Linked DNA regions of Homo sapiens: region 1 is linked to region 2. The links are chromatin contacts, found by Hi-C in ENCODE. All regions are on one chromosome and are shown on one strand. Each heading gives the region's core, a stretch centred on a gene start or an enhancer-like site at or near the end of the contact. The rest is flanking DNA. Distances are from core to core; before and after follow the strand shown. Region 1 holds the start of TFCP2 (transcription factor CP2). Region 2 has its middle 16 kb from the start of TMPRSS12.

Region 1 (7,400 bases), core at 4,779-7,278, 350 kb after region 2:
TCATGTATTCACAATGAATCTCCTTTTCCTTTTAGTATAAAGTTTGTGCCACAATAAAAATATAAGAAAAAAAGAATAATAAAAGGACCACTAATAAGGATTAAATAAATCTAATTAAGATGACTCTTTATAAAATACAAATTAATAGATTTGAAGATGAAACCATCATAAGATGCAACAGAAAATAAACTAGGGTAAAACAAATGTGTCAGAGAAGATATTTTATAAAACAAATTGCTTGTCAAAGAGAGTATTTTCCCTAATAAAGATGTAGAACGTCAGACTGATTGACATTTTTTTTTTTTGAGACAGTCTCGCTTTTGTCCCCTAGGCTGGAGTGCAGTGGCTCGATCTTGGCTCACTGCAACCTCCGCCTCCCAGGTTTAAGTCATTCTCTTGCCTCAGCCTCCCGAGTAGCTGAGATTACAGGTGTGCACCATCATGCCCAGCTAATTTTTGTATTTTCAGTAGAGACAGGGTTTTACCATGTTGGCCAGGCTGGTCTTGAACTCCTGACCTCAAGGTGATCTGCCTGCCTCAGCCTCCCAAAGTGCTGGGATTACAGGTGTGCACCACCATGCCTGGCCTGATTGACTCTTAGAACCAGTTGGCAAAGATTATTGCTGGAGGGTGGCACACTAAGATCCAAGGTCTTATTAAAAGGAGAAATAGGCCTGGGAACCGCGGCTGACATGTGTAATTACAGCAATTTGGGAGGCCAAGGTGGGAGGATCTCTTAAGGTCGGGAGTTAGAGATCAGCCTGAGCAACACAGCAAGATCTAGTCTCTACAAAAAGTAGAAAAACTGGCCAGGTGTGGTGGTGTGACCCTGTAGTCCTAGCCAGTCAGGAGGCTGCAGCAGGAAGATCACTTGAGCCCAGGAGTTTGAGGCTGCAATGAGCTACAATCACGCCACTGCACTCTAGCTTGGGTGACAAGAGTGAGATGTCGCCTCCAAAAACATAAATAATAAGACAAAATTAAAATTAAAAAAAAATAAAAATCAGGGCTGGGCACAGTGGCTCACACCTATAATCCCGGCACTTTGGGAGGCCAAGGGGGAAGAACTGTTTGAGCCCAGGAGTTCCAGAACAGCCTGGTCAACATAGGGAGACCCTGTCTCTGCAAAACATTTAAAAATCAGCCAGACATGGTATCTCATGACTGTACCCCCAGGTGCACTCCAGCCTAGGGGACAGCTACTTGGGAGGACTGCTTGAGCTCAGGAATTCGAGGCAGCAGTGAGCTGTGATTGAGCCACTACACTCCAGCCTTGGCGACAAAGCAAGACCTCAACTCTAATGAATAAATAATCAGATTTCTAGTCTGTGCCCCAATCACTGGAGATGGGACCCTGTAAACTGGTGTTTTGTTTTGGTTTGGTTTTTGTTTTTTTGAGACAGGGTCTCACCCTGTCACCCAAGCTGGAGTGCAGAGGCACAATCACAGCTCACTGCAGCCTTGACCTCCTGGGCTCAAACGATCCTCCCATCTCAGCCTCTGGAGTAGCTGGGACTAGGGGCAGGCACCACCATACTCAGCTAATTTTTTTATTTTTAGTAGAGAGAGGGTCTCCCTATGTTGCCCAGGCTGATGAAAACTCTTGAGCTCAAGCAGTCCTCCCACCTTGGCCTCCCAAAGTGCTGGGATTACAGGCACGAGCCACCATGCCTATCCCCAACTGTATTTTTATTTTTATTTCATTTTTTTTTTGAGATGCAGTCTGGCTCTGTTGCCCAGGCTGTAGTGCAGTGGCACAGTCTCAGCTCATTGCAACTTCCGCCTCCCGGGTTCATGCAAGTCTCCTGCCTCAGCCTCCCAAGTAGCTGGGATTACAGGCATGCACCACCACGCCCAACTAATTTTTGTATTGTTGGTAGAGACAGGGTTTCACCACGTTGGCCAGGCTGGTCTCAAACTCCTGACCTCAGGGGATCCACCCACCTCAGTCTCCCAAAGTGTTTGGATTACAGGCGTGAGCCACCACACCTGGTCCCCAAGTGTATTTTTAATAAGCTGTCCAGGTGACTCTTATGAATACTAAAATTTGAAGACCAATATCTAATTAACACAAATTAATAGAATAGATTAAATGTGTATAAGTCAAGAGAGCTGGGTGCAGTGGCTCACGCCTGTAATCCCCCAGCACTTTGGGAGGCTGAGACGGGTGGATCACCTGAGGTCAGGAGTTCAAGACCAGCCTGGCCAATATGGTGAAACCCCATCTCTACTAAAATTACAAAAATTAGCCGGGCATGATGGCGTGCGCCTGTAGTGCCAGCTACTCGGGAGGCTGAGGCAGGAGAATCGCTTGAACCCGGGAGACAGAGGTTGCAGTGAGCTAAGATCACACCACTGAATTCCAGCCTGGGCAACAGAGCGAGACTCCATCTCAAAAAGAAAAAAAAAAAGTCAAGAGAATAGTGACAAGTACCTAACACATGAAAAAAAGGATGAAAAAAACAAAAAAGCCAGGCGTAGTGTTATATGCCTATAGTCTCAGCTACTCGGAAGGCTGAAGTGAGAGGATCACTTGAGCCCGGGAGATGGAAGTTCTACTGAGCCGAGATGGTGCCACTGCACCCCAGCCTGAGTGACAGAACAGGACCCGTCTCAAAAAGAAAAGAAAAGAAGAAAGTACTTAAAATGTTGGCACACTATACTCTCAAGAACTCAAAGTGATGTTTGAAACTTGTGCATTTGATTTTGATGTTGAAAAAACTAAATGTGTAAATATGCAAGCCATTCTAATGTCTGTGAAAAACACAGAGTATGATTTGTAAAGAACTCTTAATTAAATGTAAGATGGCATAGTATCAAGAGCATATGGTATTGCACCTAGTAGATTAACAAATGTTTGCTGGTGATGTTAACTATTTTTATAATGAGTACAGTTATATTTAATTATTTCCAGCCTAACCTCTGGTAACCTAAACAAAATCAAACTTTTTGCTGTGAATATCTTTACACAAGTAACAGCATAAAAAATTGTCAAATATTATGTCAGACGCTCATGTGTAAGTTCAGGGTCAGGGCACTTACTTTCAGACCAAATTAACCTCTGTTTTTATGCTCAGACTTACATAAACAAGGATAGGTAAAACCAAAGTTAAATTTCTCATGACTAAGAACACTGCATGATAGAACATATGGAACTCAAGTTTCCCTGAAAATCACTAAAATATTTATATAACGATAGTATTTTTTTCCAATTTTTCTTAATTTTTAAAATCTTTCTTTTTTTTTAATTTTAAGAGATGAGGTCTCACTCTGTCACCAGGCTGGAGTACAGTGGTGCAATCACAACTCACTGCAGACTCAAACTCCTGGGCTCAAGCAATCCTCCCACCTCAGTCTCCTGAGTAGCTGGGGCTACAGGAACATGCCACCAGGCCTGGGTAATTTATTTGTTGATTTATTTGTGGAGAGCGGGTCTTGAACTCCTTGGCTTCAAGAGATCCTCCAGTCTCCACCCCCCAAAGTGCTGGGATTACAGGCATGATTATTATTTAGAATAATAGTCTTTATTATTCTAAGTAAAGATTCCTGAAGATGCTGAAGTATTAAATTCTCTCCCCCTTTTTTTTTTTGAGACGGAGTTTTACTCTTGTTGCCTAAGCTGGAGTGCAATGATGCGATCTCTGCTCACTGCAACCTCCGCCTCCCGGTTCAAGCAATTCTCCTGCCTCAGCCTCCCAAGTAGCTGGGATTACAGGCGTGCGCCACCACACCCGTCTAATTTTTTGAATTTTTAGTAGAGACGGGGTTTCACCATGTTGGCCAGGCTGTTCTCGAACTCCTGACCTCGTGATCCGCCCACCTCAGCCTACCAAAGTGCTGGGATTACAGGCATGAGCCACCGTGCCCGGCCTGAAGTATTAAATTCTAACTCATAATTTTACTTCAGTGAGGTAAGTCTACTTTGAATTGGCAGGAATAAAGGAACTTTATATAACTCTTAAAAGATCTCATTATCAGAATGAAAAATGCATCTACTTTCCCCCTAAAAAGCATCTTTCCCCTATGAACTCATAAACCCAATGAAAATGTTAAGTTCTAGTCTCTTGACTCACTTATTTAGATTAAGTCTTAATAATGCATTAGGAAACCCAATTATAGTCCATCTACCCCTAAGATGCAGCTGTTTCAACATTTCCATACAGGATTCTTACACATCTATAAATGAAATAAACTATACTGGAGGAATGAAGCAGCCAATGCATGCAACAAGTTATATAGGCAATAATGTTGCTTTCAAAGGAGTTTTTGTTTTGTTTTGCTTTGTTTTTCAAATGGAGTCTCACTTTGTTGCCCAGGCTGGAGTGCAATGACACCATCTCTGCTCACTGCAACCTCCGCCTCCCGGGTTCAAGCGATTCTCCTGCCTCAGCCTCCCGAGTGGCTGGGATTACAGGCCCGCGCCACCACACCCGGCTAATTTTTGTATTTTTAGTAGAGACGGGGTTTCACCACGTTGGCCACGATGGTCTCGAACTCCTGAGCTCAAGTGATCCGCCCGCCTCAGCCTCCCAAAGCGCTGGGATTACAGGCGTGAGCCACCGCACCCGGCCGAAAGGAGATTTTTCATCTGTTATCAACAACTGGCTTGATACATAAAGATCCAGAAGCATCTTAAGTTTTCTTCGTCACTTTTTCATTTCACAGCTTATGTTTTAAAAGTCAGAAATCCCAGAATTAAGTAAAGTCTTAAAGCAAGCTAGTGGTAAGATAGAGCTGTACGGACTTCTTCATCAAGGACTTCCATATCTTTCCAACAAGAAACGAACCAATATTCATCATTAAGCACCAGCTCCCAATTTCCCAACTTCCTAGATACCATTCCTATGCTATATGTAACCCTTCTTCACACAACGTCAGACTTACCCACACATACACCATCAGTCCCCAAGTCTCCCACATTGGCACAAAAGCCTCTCAACATTCATCTGGTTACTAATCAGGGACCACTTCCTTCTTCCACTGATTCTGCACAGGCTTCATATCGCCTACAATCGCTTTTTCCATTTCTTCCACAACACTAACTACTCAAAGCGACAAAAGAACAAGTCCCTTTTCCCCAATCGTAAACAGCTTTTTAAAACTCTATACACCTCCTTCCCACTCAACCCCTTTTCTTAGTGTCTATCCGCCTTTGTTATTCAGAAGGTGTAGGGTCTGGGAAAATCTCACTCACCTCATGCTATAGGCACCAGCACCCAGTTCCTGGCCGATCCCGGACAGGCTAGCATCAAAGTCCTGCACCAACCCGGATTCAATCACTTCGTCGGCCAGAGGCAGCTTCAGAGCCCAGGCCATCCTGGCTCCTTCCTTGCCCCAGGAGACACCGTGTCTTGTACAAAGGCGCGGAGGGTAATTCTACCCAACAGGAGTAACGCAAACCAAGAAAACTACAAACCAAGGTTTCCCACGCAGTGCCCACCAGCCACCCCCAAGCCCGACCAGCACTGCTCTGTGCACAACTAATCTCCCGTACCCTTGGCTGCTCGTTCTTGGCTGCCCCAGGTTCCAAAATCCCCCCTGCCCAGCTCTCAGGAACGTGAGGACCCCTTTGCTCAACTACTGCAGACTTCCCAGAGGCAGCTCTGGACTCCCGCACTCCCACTCCTCTTGAGAGTTCGTAGTGGTGGCTTGCTGCTTCCCAGTCAGACCAGCAGCAGCCGCAGGAAGCCAGCCCGGCGCTCCCACGCTGCTTTTGCACCTTTTCCCCCGCCCCTTTCTGCTGGAGGCCCCCTCCCTCCCAGGTCTCGCTCTCTCTTTCCCCTCCAGGCCTCGCTTCCGGTCAGTCCCACGATCACTTCCGGTCACCCCTTCTCAACCCCACGGCTTAGAACCAAATCCAGGTTTCCGCTGAGCCGACTTCTCGCCCTCTGTAGCCCCCCACGGCCTGGAAACATGGAAGGAGAAAGTCCAGCACAGGCGTAAAACCTAGACTCGCCAGGCCCTTCCACCGTCCGCCGCCCCAGCGCCAACCAATCATGGCGTCCTCTTTCCTCGCCTGCCCGGCGAACATGACGTCACGCTGTCGTTCGCCTATAAAGAAGAGACCGCGTCAGTCTCGGCAGCGATGATAGGCGGGCTGCGCCACGGCTCTGCCCCCGAGATGGGCTGGGCGATCACGGGGAGGACCCGGCGTGCAAGTGTCCGGGTTTAAACGTGTATCCGTGTAGTTACCAGAGTTCTGGTATTCGCTACCCATCAAGTCGTCACCCTGAGCCATGGAAGGAGCCCTTCTTCTAGCCTTATGAACCCACTCCACCCCTGGCGGACTCTTGACGGCTTCCCAAACGCTCCTTACGTGTGTGCGCTTGCTCCTGCCCATACTCCTGTCTCCTTAAACTCACCTCTCCGGAGGTCAAGACCCTGCATAAGTCCCACTTCCCTGTATATTCATTTTATCTTCGGCATCCTCTCTAATGCATTTGAACAGAAAAGCATGAGATCAGTAAAAATGTGGTTTTTAGGCCGGGCGCGGTGGCTCACGCCTGTAATCCCAGCACTTTGGGAGGCCGAGGCGGGCGGATCACCTGAGGTCGGGAGTTCAAGACCAGCCTGACCAACATGGAGAAACCCCGTCTCTACTAAAAATACAAAAATTAGCTAGGTGTGGTGGCGCGGGCCTGTAATCCCAGCTACTCGGGAGGCTGAGGCAGGAGAATCTCTTGAACCCAGGAGGCGGAGGTTGCAGTGAGCCGAGATCGCGCCATTGCACTCCAGCCTGGGCAACAAAAGTGAAACTCCGTCTCAAAAAAAAAAAAAAAAAAAAAAAAAAAAAAAAAAAAAACAGTGGTTTTTAAAAGGTTGTTGTGCTGGTATGGGGTGTTGGAATTTAAAAGATCTGAAAATCAGAGTTTAGGCTGGCGTCTTCATTTGCTACTTTGGTGTCTTCAGAACAATTGCTTAATGTCACAGATTTAGCTTCCTCGTTTGTAAACGGGAGTGGGAGTAACTTTATCTGCTCCACCTTCCTCCTTTGAGGATTGAGTAATAATGGCCATTGTTTATTAAGTATCAACTACTGCTAGGAACTTTATTACACTATGAGTAGTCCTCAAAGCGATCTTGGAATTAGAATTATAAAGCTAAATTTAATGACTCTTATTTTATCAGTAAGAAACCAAGGCTAAGCCCTTAAATTGGCCGGAGCTAAATTGACATGCCAGCTTCAGAGCTGATTCCAAAGCCTGGCATTTTTCGTTACAAGACATTGCCTTTATGTGAAAGTCTTGGTTCATTGTTGTATTCCGTTGCTGAATTTTTTAAAATCTGCCTTGACTTATACTTTTGTATATATCTGCCTCTCTCACTAGATTGATCTAAAGAATAAGGAATAGGTCTTTTTCAGGCTTGCGTTCTAAATATCTCCTACTATAGTTCCTGCT
Region 2 (7,186 bases), core at 720-3,219:
TATAGATTATATAATCTATATTATATAATCTATATTATATATAATATAGATTTTATATATATAATCTATATTATATTATATATAATATATATTATATTATATATAATATATATTTTAATTATATATATAATAAAAATATATAATTAAATTATATAATATATATATAAATATATATATATTTTCTTTTTTTGAGGTGGAGTCTCACTCTGTCGCCCAGGCTGAAGTGCAGTGGCACGATCTTGGCTCACTGTAATCTCTGCCTCCCGAGTTCAAGCGATTCTCCTGCCTCAGCCTCTCGAGTATCTGGGATTACAGACGTGCGCAACCATGCCTGTCTAATTTTTGTATTTTTATTAGAGACGGTTCTGCCATGTTGGCCAGGCTAGTCTCGACCTCCTGACCTCAGGCGATCTTGGCTGGGAATACAGGCGTCAGCCACTGTGCCTGGCCTTCCCTCAATATTGATAGGGTTACATGCAGCAGTTTGCTGCCTTCAGTAAGTGTATATAACAATTTTTAACTGGTAAATTATGTATCAATCTAAAATTGTTTTAAGTCCAAGGTTCCCTATGTACATAATATACATAGTCATGTAATTTCCTTAATACTAAAATTTATTGAGTGCTTAGGCGCCAGGAAATGTGTTCAGGTAATGCTAAAGTAGTGCCATTCATACATTCAGCAGATACTTATCGAAGGCCTTTTCTATTCCAAGCATTACTAGGAAAAAAGTGATGAACGAAGCCGTGTTACAGCTCGTGTTGAACTTAGGTCTTAATGTCATCCTTGAGACTGGTATTTGCCTAAGGTTATATAAGCATTATTAAGGGATCTAAGATTTAAACCCAATTTCTAACTGCCCACTCTAAAATATTAATAGTAGTCCCTCCCCAGTACCCCTAACACAACCCTTATTAAACTCTAGGAGGAGACTGTCTAATTTTGTGCTCTGCTATCTCCCCACAGTCTAGGAAACCATCCCCACAGTCTAATCTAGTTCACTGGAGGGCTTCATAATGCAGATGCTCCTTTACTGTTTTATTGTTTGTGGTTTTTGTTGTTGTTGTTGCTGTTGTTTATTTGAGACGGAGCTTTGCTCTTGTTGCCCAGGCTGGAGTGCAATGGCGTGATCTCAGCTCACTGCAACCTCCGCCTCCCGGGTTCAAATGATTCTCCTGCCTCAGCCTCCGGAGTAGCTGGGATTACAGGCACGTGCCACCACGCCTGGCTAATTTTTGTATTTTTAGTAGAGATGGGGTTTCACCTTGGTCAGGCTGTTCTCGAACTCGTGACCTCAGGTGACCCACCCGCCTTGGTCTCCCAAAGTGCTGGGATTACAGGTGTGCACGCCTGACCTCCTCTACTGTTAATGATGGAGTTATATCCTGATAAACCCATGGTAAGTTGAAAGTATTGTAAATTAAAAATTCATTTAATACACCTAACCTAGCAAACATCATAGCTTAGCCTGGCCTACCTTAGACGTGCTCAGAATGCTTAGATTACCCTATAGGTAAATCATCTGGCAACACAGTAGACTGCAGAGTAACAGTTGTTAACCCTCTTGATCACATGGCTGACTGGGAGCTGCGGCTCTCTGCCACTGCCCAGCATTGCCAGAGTATTATACTGAATATCACCAGCCCAGGAAAAGATCAAAATTTGAAGCGTGTTTCCTAATGAATGAGTATCGTTTTCACACCATCATAAAGTCAAAAAATTGTAAGTTGAACCATTGTAAGTTGGGAACTTTGTTAAATCAATGAAGGTCTGAGTTCAAACTCACTAAGGTACAGACAGGTTTGAAACTTTGCCCAAGGTTACACAGTAAATAAGAAAACCAGGGTTCATACCTAGGTCTGATAAACTCCAAAGTTGTTTTAACTATCAGAATATACCTTCTTTCTTACGTGTGGTGTGGAAGAGTCTGAAAAACTTTATTCCATTGCGTCATAACCTATTATGAAAGACTTTAAAGGTTTTATTTAAATGTGTCCACTAGATGGCAACCCTCCATTTTAAAATCACAGAAGTTTTACACACTGATTTACACAGCTCTAACTCCAAAATTACTTTTTTTCTTTCCTGTTTTTTTTTTTTTTTTTTTTGAAACATGGTCTTGCCATGTTGCCCAGGTTGACCTTGAACTAGTGAGCTCAAGCAGTCCACCTACCTTGGCCTCCCAAAGTGCTGAGATTAGAGGCATGAGCCACCATGCCCAGCCCAGTCCCTGTTTTAATATTTACACAGATCCATAAATAATGCATGCTGGATTGCAGTATTTTTTTTAGAAGTTTATAAATGGTACCTTAATACTGTATCATTCCATAAATGAACGATCAAGTAGACCAGAGGAAATTTAGTGAGGAACGTAGGTATGGTGATTTAATAATTAATTTTGGAACAAAATGATCAAAGTTTTGCCCAACTGACAGCTCTTAGAATTTAATGCCGCATCTGGGGAAAAGGCTTGCCAATTTTTTTTTTTAATTCAGAAAAGCTGCAAATAACATAGGCTAAGTTTACAAAACATTTAAACAAAAACTGCCTTAGAGTTCTTAGCAATAAATTTTTTAAAAGGAAAAGGCCACATCTTGCCAGCTGTAGTCAAAGATAATCAAAATAAATGGAATTCCTATGAATTAACTATGTACTAAGTATTGTGGTAGGTGAAGGATGCCAAATACATATGAACCATGGTTTTTCACAAGCTCAAACTCTGCTTCTGGAGATGACAAAAGAGAACAAAAGGGCCCTCAACTTTTCACTTTATCATTGTGCACAAACACCTAGAATTCTATACCCAGTAAAAACACTCATCAATCCAAAAGACAAGAAAGGAGAGAAAAAGAAAGAAACAGGTGGGACAAACAGCCCAAAATAAGATGGTAGAAATCAATCCATATGTATCAATAATCATAATAAATGTAAACAAACTGGGCATTTTAGTTAAATGACAAAGATTGTCAGGTTGAATTAGGAAATAATATCTAACTATATGGTACTTATAAGAGGTAAATCTAAAATATAAGGAAACAGCAGGGCTGAAGACTTGGTACTTTAAGTAAAAACATGGAAAAAGTTATACCAAATATTAGCCAAAAGCAAGCTGGCATAACTATATTGAACAAGATAGACTTTAAAGCAAAAATAATTACTTGGGACAAAATCAGCCACTAAAAAAAATAAAAGACTCAGGTCTGGCGTCATGGCTCACACCTGTAATCATAGCACTTTGGGAGGCCGAGGTGGGCGGATCACCTGAGGTCAGGAGTTCGAGATCAGCCTGACCAATATAATGAAACCCCATCTCTACTAAAACAATAAATAAATAAAAAATACAAAAATTAGGCAGGCATGGTGGCATATGCCTATAATCCCAGCTACTCAGGAGGCTGAGACAGGAGAATTGCTTGAACCCAGGAGGCAGAGGTTGCAGTGAGCCAAGATAATGCCATTGCATTCCAGCCTGGACAAGAGTGAAACTGCCTCAAAAAAAAAAATTTAAAAATAAAAATAAAAGATTCAATTAACCTAGAAGATAAAACACATCTAAACTTCAGCACACCTAATACAGGACCTGGATGTTAAGCAAAATAAATATGAGAAATTTTTTTAAAACTACAATCTTAGTAGATTTTTAACATAGCTCTCTTATAATTGATATAAAAGGCAGGAAAATATCAGCTAAGATGGGGAGTTGAACAATGAGTAAACTTGACCTAATAGATATACTGAATTTCATCAATTGTAAGGCACCACTGATTGTAAGGCACACTATTATTTTAAATACCACTAAGAAAGAAAAACCACTGCCAAGTAAACTATGCCATTGTCATTGTGGTAAGATGCATGCTGATTCCAGAGATGTTTAAATGTGATCTGTGTGCACCTATAATCAGTGAAATTCGAGGCAGAATACACTACACAACTTCAGATAGTTCTTTTCAAACACGAGTGTTTATGAAAACATACCACATATTGGACAATAAAGTAAGTCTCAACAAATAATTTTCAAAGGATTGGTTTCACAGAGACCATATCCCGCCGATTTATATGTGTTTATCCTTTCAACAAAATCATACTATCTTGATTACTGGAGCTTCATAAAAAGTCTTGAAGTCCAGTTATGTAAGTTCTTTAAATTTTGTTGTTTTTAAAAAAATTATCTTGGCTATTCTAGTTCCTTTGTCTTTTTATATAAATTTTAGAATCAGCTTGTCTATATTCACAAAAAAAAAGCCTGCTGGGATTTTGATTAGAATTGCTTTAAACCTATGTACAATTTGGGAAGAACTGGTATCTTAACAATATTGAGTGTTTCCCATGAACACAATCTCTCTCTCTCCATTTATTTAGTTTATTTGGTGAGGTCATGTGTTCCTGGATGGTGTTGATGCTTGTAGATGTTCTTTGCTATCTGGGCATTGAAGAGTTAGGTATTTATTGTAGTCTTCACAGTCTGGGCTTGTTTGTGCCCTTCCTTCTTGGTAAGGCTTTCTAGATATTTGAAGGGACTTGGACCCCAAGCACAATAACGCCGTGGTTTTTGTAGGCTTACAGAGGTACCGCCTTGGTAGTCTTCGATAAGATCCAGAAGAATTCTCTGGATTACCAGGCAGACTCTTGTTCTCCTCCCTTACTTTCTCCCAAACACACAGAGTCTGTCTCTCTGTGCTGAGGCATCTGGAACTGGGGCTGTGGTGATGCAAGCACCTCTGTGACCACCACCACTGGAACTGCACTGGGTCAGACCTGATGCCAGCACAGCATTGGGCTTTGCCCAAGGCCCTTCCCTTCAAGGTGGCAAGTTTCCCTAAGCCCAGGCATGTCCAGAGATGCTGTCTGGGAGCCAGGGATTGGAGTCAAAAACTTTAGCAATTTACCTGATGTCCTATTCTACTGTGGCTAAGCTGGTACTCAAACCACAATACAAAGTCCTTCCCACTCTTCCCTCCATTTTCCACAGGCAACGGAGCCTCTCCCTGTGGCCACCACCACCACTGGCCCATGGGTGGTTCTGCCAGGCCACTGCCGATGTTTGCTTAAAGCCCAAGGGCTCTTCTATCAGCTTGTGGTCAATGCTGCCAGGTCTGGGACTCACCCTTCAGGGCAGTGGGTCCCCCTCTGGCCCAGGACAGGTCCAGAAATGCTATCCAAGAGCCTAGCCCCGGATTCAGGGAACCCCAAGAGCTTGCTTGTTGCTCTAGCCTACTGTGGCCGAGCTGGTACCTCGGGTGCAAGAAAAAGTCCCCTTTGCTTTCCCCTCTACTTTTCTCAAACACAAGGAGTCTTTCACCATAGCCACCACAGCTGGGAATGTGCTGGGTCTCCCTTGAAGCCAGCATGTTTCTTTAGTCAGCAGGTGATAAATCCTGCCAAGATTGGATCCTTCTCTTCAAGGCAGCAGGTTCCCTTTTGGCTCAGGGTGTGTCTAGAAATGTTGTCTGGGAGCTCAGGCCTAAATGGAGGCCTCATGACTCTGCCCAGTGCCCTACCCTTCTGTGACTGAGCTGGTATCCAAGATGCAAGACAAAGTCCTCTTTACTCTCCGCTCTCCTCTCCTTAAACAAAGGAAGGACTCACTTTCGTTGCTATGAGATGTACTGCCTGGGGCTGGGGGAGGGATGGTGCTAGCCCTCCCTTAGCTGTGCCAGCTGGTGTCACCTGAGGTCATGTGCCACCCTAGTTCACTGTCTCTAAGCCCAGCCTAGCACTAGGGGTTGCCTAGGAATTGCAGTCCTTGTGTCCTAGACTGCCTTTCAAGTATACCTGGGACTCCAGAGCACTACAGCCCGCGGTGGTGAGGCTTGCTGTGAAACTCAAATTCCAACTGCTGGGATGGGCAATTTTTCCTAGCCCCGGCTAGGGCTGGTCCAAATGCCCCCTCTATGCATGGGCACTGGTTCCACTCTCACAGGTCAGCACTGAGTTCAGTGTAAAGTCACTGTCACTCCCCAAAGCACACAGATGCTCTCTGTGCGCTGCAAGGCCACTGCCAGGGGACTCTGGAGGGGTGTTAGACTCAAGATTGTCTCTCCTGCCCTCCTAATGCCTCTTTTGGCAATGCGAAGTTAAAACCAGGTACTGTGACTGCTCACCCAATTTTTATTTCTTGTGACAGTGCTTTTCTGTGTGCAGTTAGTTGTTAAATTTGGTGCTCCAGTGGATGGGAGATGAACAGTTTAGGCTTCTATTCTGCCATCTTGCTCTGTGCCTCTCTCCATTTATTTAGATCTTTGAGACAGGGTCTCACGCTGTCACTCAGGCTGGAGTGCAGTGGTGCCATCACAGCTCACTGCAGCCTCAACCTCCCCAGCCTCAAGCGTTCCTCCTACCTCAGCCTCCCAAGTAGCTGAGACTACAGGCACGTGTCACCACACCCAGCTAATGTTTTCGTATTTTGTAGAGATAGGGTTTCAGCATGTTCCTCAGGCTGGTCTCGAACTTCTGGGCTCAAGTGATCTGCCTGCCTTGGCCTCCTGAAGTGCTGGGATTATAGGTATGAGCTACCTGCCTGGCCTTATTTTCTAATATTGAACCACCAGTCTTGTATTCTCAGAATAACCACTACTTGGTCATGATATATTATCCTTTTATATAATGCTGGACTTAATCTGCAATATTTTATTGAAGATTTTTGCATCCCTCTTCATAAAGGATATTTTTCTACAGTCTTCTGTCCTTGTAATGTCTTTGATTTTTGGTATTAATGTAATGCTGGCTTCATTTAATGAGTTGCTATTAAATAATTATAATTCATATTAAAGTATAATAGTGTGATTTTTAAAAGATCTTATGTTTTCAAAATAAGTATTAAAATACTTATATTATTCTTAGATTTTCTTATCAAATTTACTTTTATTAATAAAAGTTATATTACTTATATATGTATACAAACGGTTAGTGAAAAAAACATTATTGTCCCTTTTCCAGTGTACAGGAGCACACAAAACATACCTCGGTGATATTCTGCAACAATGACCCATGCTGGTGTAGAATTCTCACTTTTTAGTAGAACCTTTAAAAACTCAAGTGAGCTGTACGACACCTTCATTGCTTTAACTCCAGTGAACCGTGGAGTTATAAAGAAGCTAGGGTTCTTTGTGATTCTTCAATGCCAAAAATAAAGTTGGAAACTTGGATTCCTGTTTGACTCTACTGTATTAAGTGATCAGAATAAAAT

Evidence for each region. Hi-C counts contacts between places; a loop is a spot of excess contacts on that map. Pooled maps may share reads with other maps.
Region 1: a loop to region 2 is called in a map of B cell, with 11 times the contacts of the local background. The contact joins the promoter of TFCP2 here to the enhancer-like site in region 2. A Hi-C loop is called at or near these places in 3 of 168 maps with a recorded cell type or tissue (B cell, mammary epithelial cell and naive thymus-derived CD4-positive, alpha-beta T cell), 1 of 37 single-sample maps with no recorded cell type and 9 of 50 pooled maps.

What each region holds. Positions count from the first base shown.
Region 1 is chr12:51,167,107-51,174,506 of GRCh38, forward strand. TFCP2 (transcription factor CP2) reads right to left here and starts at 6,029. Exons shown (of 15, transcript NM_005653.5): 1 at 5,195-6,029. The coding sequence starts at 5,316. RefSeq lists enhancers at 5,312-5,361, 5,462-6,209, 6,302-6,351.
Region 2 is chr12:50,823,547-50,830,732 of GRCh38, forward strand. No RefSeq gene overlaps it. Among named protein-coding and RNA genes, the nearest start is that of TMPRSS12, 16 kb to the right of the region's middle. Within about 2 kb of position 1,970, at least 3 of the 41 ENCODE cell types and tissues checked have a DNase peak (open chromatin) inside an H3K27ac peak, as active enhancers do; they include B cell, where a contact is called at or near this core.